Regions from separate parts of the Homo sapiens genome. Here region 2 is linked to region 1. A link is an interaction called in ENCODE POLR2A ChIA-PET data of the cell type or tissue named here. Cell type or tissue: PC-9. All regions are shown on one strand. Links, peaks and the distances in the headings refer to the core of each region. The heading gives the core; the rest is flanking DNA. Region 1 has its middle 30 kb from the start of UBAP2. Region 2 has its middle 16 kb from the start of DCAF12.

Evidence for each region. ChIA-PET counts read pairs that join two places held together with the same protein. Peaks named below come from ENCODE experiments on the same cell type or tissue, not always from the same donor. Only the 100,000 strongest peaks of a DNase experiment are listed, where the experiment ranks them.
Region 2: POLR2A ChIA-PET joins it to region 1 with 22 read pairs; 8 of 35 experiments call an interaction of 5 or more read pairs at or near these places.

The regions. Positions count from the first base shown.
Region 1 is chr9:34,077,781-34,080,685 of GRCh38, forward strand. No RefSeq gene overlaps it. Among named protein-coding and RNA genes, the nearest start is that of UBAP2, 30 kb to the left of the region's middle. In PC-9, for the core only: no CTCF peak of the experiment used is centred there; a DNase peak (open chromatin) is centred at 1,581.
Region 2 is chr9:34,141,283-34,144,187 of GRCh38, forward strand. No RefSeq gene overlaps it. Among named protein-coding and RNA genes, the nearest start is that of DCAF12, 16 kb to the left of the region's middle. RefSeq lists a silencer at 2,267-2,458. In PC-9, for the core only: no CTCF peak of the experiment used is centred there; no DNase peak of the experiment used is centred there.

The DNA.
Region 1 (2,905 bases), core at 209-2,708:
AGCTGAAGAGGGAGGATCGCTTGAGCCCAGAAGTTCCAGATTGAAGTCAGCTGTGAAGTGAGCCATGATCCTGCCACTGCACTCCAGCCTGGGTGACAGAGCAAGAGACCCTGAGTAAAAAAAATTTTTTTTTTTTGAGATGGAGTCTCGCTCTGTCGCCCAGGTTGGAGTGCAGTGGTGCAATCTCAGCTCAATGCAAGCTCCGCCTCCTGGGTTCATGCCATTCTCCTGCCTCAGCCTCCCGAATAGCTGGGATTACAGGCGCCCGTCACCACGCCTGGCTAATTTTTTTGTATTTTTAGTAGAGATAGGGTTTCACGGTGTTAGCCAGGATGGTCTCGATCTCCTCACCTCATGATCTGCCCACCTTGGCCTCCCAAAGTCCTGGGATTACAGGCGTGAGCCACCACACCCGGCCCCCAATTTTTTTTTTTTTAAATAAATATAGGCCGGGCGCACTGGCTCACACCTGTACCCCAGCACTTTGGGAGGCCGAGGTGGGCAGATCACCTAAGTTCAGAAGTTTGAACCAGCCTGGCCAACATGGTAAAACCCCATCTCTACTAAAAATACAAAAATTAGCCAGACGCGGTGGCACGCGCCTATAATCCCAGCTACTCGGGAGGCTGAGGCACGAGAATTTTTTTTTTTTTTTTTTGAGACGGAGTCTTGCTCTGTCGCCCAGGCTGGAGTGCAGTGGCGTGATCTCAGCTCACTGCAACCTCCGCCTCCCAGGTTCATGCCATTCTCCTGCCTCAGCCTCCTGAGCAGCTGGGACTACAGGAGCCCACCACCATGCCCAGCTACTTTTTTGTATTTTTAGTAGAGACGGGGGGTTTCACCGTGTTAGCCAGGATGGTCTCGATCTCCTGACCTCGTGATCCACCCGCCTCGGCCTCCCAAAGTGCCGGGATTACAGGCGTGAGCCACCACACCCGGCCGAGGCACAAGAATTGCTTGAACTTGGGAGGTGGAGGTTGCAGTGAGCCAAGATTGCACCACGGCACTCCAACCTGGGTGACGGAAGTCTCGAAAAAAAAATAAAAAAAAATTTTTTTTAAATATATATAAATAAAAAAGTAAAAAATTAGGGCCAGGGGCCAGGCGCGATGGCTCACGCCTGTAATCCCAGCACTTTGGGAGGAGGCCAAGGTGGGCGGATCACCTGAAGTTAGAGGAGTTCAAGACCAGCCTGACCAATATGGTGAAGCCCCGTCTCTACTAAAAAAAAAATACAAAGATTAGCCGGGCATGGTGGCAGGCGCCTGTAGTCCCAGCTACTTGGGAGGCTGAGACAGAAGAATTGCTTGAACCAGAGAGGCGGAGGTTGCAGTGAGCCTAAATCGTGCTACTGCACTCCAGCCTGAGCGACAAAAAACAAACAAACAAACAAACACAAAACAATAGGCCCAGGTACAGTTTGGGCAACAGAGTGAGACTGTGTCTCAAAAAATAATACTAATTTTTCAACACCATAAATACCATTTGATAGGCTAAGAGTTCCTGATAAAGACCACAGTCACCAGTTAAATAAACTGATAGCCTCAGAACAATAACATCAAAGCTGACATCATCTGTGATGACTCACGCAACCTCCATCATCTTTGAGAATCCTATGACATCCTGGCTAGCAACTCTAGGTCTGCCCAGGTGCCTGCAAGGCAGATTCCATAGCAAGGCAAGTTTAGGTATCTCAGGTCTTAGCTAGATCTCTTATTATCTTCTGCTATCAAAGGAGACCCAAGATAGCTGTACGTTTTCTTGGCTTGTTCAAGATGAGAAAGCATCCTAAAACTCTACAACCTGCACTTTGAAAGGATGTCTTCGAGTACAAGTTCAAAATGTTGAGATAGGCTCGGTGCAGTGGCTCGGGTCTGTAATTCCAGCACTTTGGGAGGCTGAAGTGGGCGGATAACGAGGTCAAGAGATCGAGACCATCCTGGCCAGATGCTGGTGATATCCCGTCTCTATTAAAAATACAAAAATTAGCTGGGCATGGTTGCATGGGCATGTAGACCCAGCTACTCGGGAGGCTCAGGCAGGAGAATCGCTTGAACCCGGGAGGCAGAGGTTGGGGTGAGCCGAGATTGCGCCACTGCACTCCAGCCTGATGAGAGTGAGACTCTGTTTAGAAAAAAAAGAAAAAAAATGGCCAGGCGCCTTGGCTGACGCCTGTAATCCCAGCACTTTGGAGACCGAGACAGGCGGATCATGAGGTCAGGAGTTCGAGACCAGCCTGGCCAATATGGTGAAACCCTGTCTCTATTAAAAATACAAAAATTAGGCCGGGCACGGTGGCTCACGCCTGTAATCCCAGCACTCTGGGAGGACAAGGCAGGCAGGAGGATCATCTGAGCTCAAGAGTTTGAGAGATCAGCCTTGGCAACATGGCGAAACCCTGTCTCTGTTTAAAAAAAAAAAAAACATTAAGGCCGGGTGTGGTGGCTCACGCCTGTAATCCCAGCACTTTGAGAGGCTGAGGTGGGCAGATCATGAGGTCAAGAGATTGAGACCATCCTGGCCAGACGCTGGTGAAATCCCGTCTCTACTAAAAATACAAGAATTAGCTGGGCATGGTGGCACGGGCATAGAGACTCAGCTACTCGGGAGGCTGAGGGATGAGAATCGCTTGAACCCGGGAGGCAGAGGTTGGACTGAGCCAAGATCGCGCCACTGCACTCCAGCCTGACGAGAGTGAGACTCTGTTTAGAAAAAAAAGAAAAAAAATGGCCAGGCGCCTTGGCTGACGCCTGTAATCCTAGCACTTTGGAGGCCGAGGCAGGCGGATCATGAGGTCAGGAGTTCGAGACCAGTCTGGCCAATATGGTGAAACCCCGTCTCTATTAAAAATACAAAAATTAGCCGGGCGCGGTGGCTCACGCCTGTAATCCCAGCACTTTGGGAG
Region 2 (2,905 bases), core at 200-2,699, 63 kb after region 1:
AACAGAGTGTTAGTGAATTAGAAGATGGTTCTAAGGAAGTGGCTTAGAGAACAGCATACAAATTGACCAGGCACAGTGTTTCACGCTTGTAATCCTAGCACTTTGAGAGGCCGAGGTGGGCGAATCACCTGAGGTCAGGAGTTCGAGATCAGCCTGGACAACATGGTGAAACCCCATCTCTACTAAAAAATACAAAAATTAGCCAGACACAGTGGCGCATGCCTGTAATCCCAGCTACTCAGGAGGCTAAGGCTGGAGAATAGCTTGAACTGGGGAGGCGGATGCTGCAATGAGCCGAGATTGCACCACCGCACTCCAGGCCAGGCAACCGAGCGAGACTCCATCTCAAAAAAACCGAAAAACAAAAATTAGCTTGGTGTGGTGGCAGGTGCCTGTAATCCTAGCTGCTCAGGAGGCTGAGGCAGGAGAATCACTTGAATCTGGGAGGTGGAGGTTGCAGTGACCCGAGATCACACCATTACGCTCCAGCCTGGGTGACAGAGGAGACTCCACCTCAAAGAAAAAAAAAAGAGAGAACAACATAAAAAGATAGAAATTGAGTATAATAAAAAGGCATGGAGGTTAGAAGTGGCATTATTGAAAATGGCAGAGTAGGGGATCCATTTCTCCCCAGAAACACTGAAAAACTTGGCAAAACCTGTTGGAATTCAACCTTATCAGAATGCTAGGAGACAGTTAAAAGTTTACAGCAACGGGCCGGGTGCTATGGCTTATGCCTGTAATCCCAGCACTTTGGGAGACTGAGGCGGGTGGATCACCTGAGACCAGGAGTTCAAGATCAGCCTGACCAATATGGTGAAACGCTGTCTCTACTTAAAATACAAAAATTAGCTGGGCGTGGTGGCGTGCGCCTGTAGTCCCAGCTACTTGGGAGGCTGGGGCAGGAGAATTGCTTGAACCTGGAAGGAGGGGATTGCAGTGAGCCAAGATTGTGCCACTGCACTCCAGCCTGAGCGACAGAGTGACACTCCATCTCAAAAAAAAAAAAAAAAAGAAAAAGAAAAGTTTACAGCAACCAAATGCTTAACCAAGAGAAAGGCCACTGAAGCAGCTAAGATTTTTGTGGTATTTTAGCTTACCTTAGCCCCATCCCCTCCTTAGAGAAGCAGTGATCTTAGAGCCAGCAGCTTGTGTTCCCTGTTCAGATACCTCGTTCTAGAGAGAGCAGAGTGGACCTTGTTCCTATGGAATAGGATTTGATTTTTTTTTTTTTTTTTTTTTTTTTTTTTTTGAGACTGAGTTTCGCTCTTTCACCCAGGCTGGAGTGCAATGGTGTGATCTCAGCTCATAGCAGCCTCTGCCTCCCGGGTTCATGCCATTCTCCTGCCTCAGCCTCCCAAGTAGCTGGAATTACAGGTGCCCGCCACCACGCCCAGATAATTTTTGTATTTTTAGTAGAGAGGGGGTTTCACCATGTTGGCCAGGCTGGTCTCAAACTCTTGACCTCAGGTGATCCACCCACCTTGGCCTTCCAAAGTACTAGGATTACAGGTGTGAGCCGCCGCGCCGGCCCAGGATTTGTCTTTTGAACCTAACTAGGGTTTCTCTTTGTTGTAACTAACTTGGAACTCTGCTAGGATAGAGCAGCTACACAGACTTTTCCTAAAAGCAATTAAGAACAAATGAATGAACTGCTATGGGCTGGGCAAAACAAACAATCAAAAAAACAGCTAGATCAAACAACAGACATGTTGAAAGCCTGAGAGGAAAATCCAGAGAATGATATTTTGGGGGAGAATAAGAGCTTTGAAAGTTTTCTATGTTTACAGGGGAATCTAGAAAGCCACACACATGCCAAGAGAAGGACACATGCTTAGAGAAAAACTGGGAAGACCATGAGTTTTCACCTCTGCCTGATTTTTAGACTCAGTGCAAGCAAGAAGTGGAGGTTTAGACAGAGTTGCAAACAGCATGGCTAAGCATAGAAGGAGTGATTCAACATAGAGCCAATCTGCAAAGACCTGGAAATTTTTCTTTTCTTTTGTACTGCTTTTTTCCTTCCCTTATTTCCTTTTCTCCAGGCATTTAAGGAAACATCTGGCAAACCACAGTAAAAAAAAAATATGGTTATGTAAGAGAAGGTTCTGGCTTTTTTTTTTTTTTTTTTTTGGAGGCTGAGTCTCGCTCTGTTGACCATGCTAGAGTGCAGTGGTGTGATCTCGGCTCAACCTCTGCCTCCCAAGCTCAAGCAATTCTTGTGCCTCAGCCTCCTGAATAGCTGGGACTACAGGCCCCCACCACCACGCCCAGCTAATTTTTTGTATTTTAGTAGAGACAGGGTTTCACCATGTTGCCCAGGGTGGTCTTGAACTCCTGAGTTCAGTCAATCCACCTGCCTCGGCCTACCAAAGTGCTAGGATTGCAGGCGTGAGCCACAGTGCCCGGTTGGTCCTTGCTTTTAAGAAACCAACACTGGGCCGGGCGCGGTGGCTCACGCCTGTAATCCCAGCACTTTGGGAGGCTGAGGCAGGCGGATTACGAGGTCAGGAGATCGAGACCATCCTGGCTAGCACGGTGAAACCCCATCTCTACTAAAAATACAAAAAAAAAAATTAGCCGGGCATGGTGGCAGGCGCCTGTAGTCCCAGATACTCGGGAGGCTGAGGCAGGAGAATGGCGTGAACCCGTGAGGCAGAGCTTGCAGTGAGCCAAGATCACACCACTGCACTCCAGCCTGGGTGACAGAGCAAGACTCTGTCTCAAAAAAAAAAAAAAAAAAAGAAACGAACACTGAAATACAGTACTTAGGAGTTTTCAACTTTCCAACATTCTAATATTTCCAATTTATTGTCAGAGAAGTGAAAAAGATTCATTCCTTTAGCAATCATTTCTTAGGCCCTACTGTGTGATACGTGTGGTGGGTGGGCAGAGATGTGACCTGGTC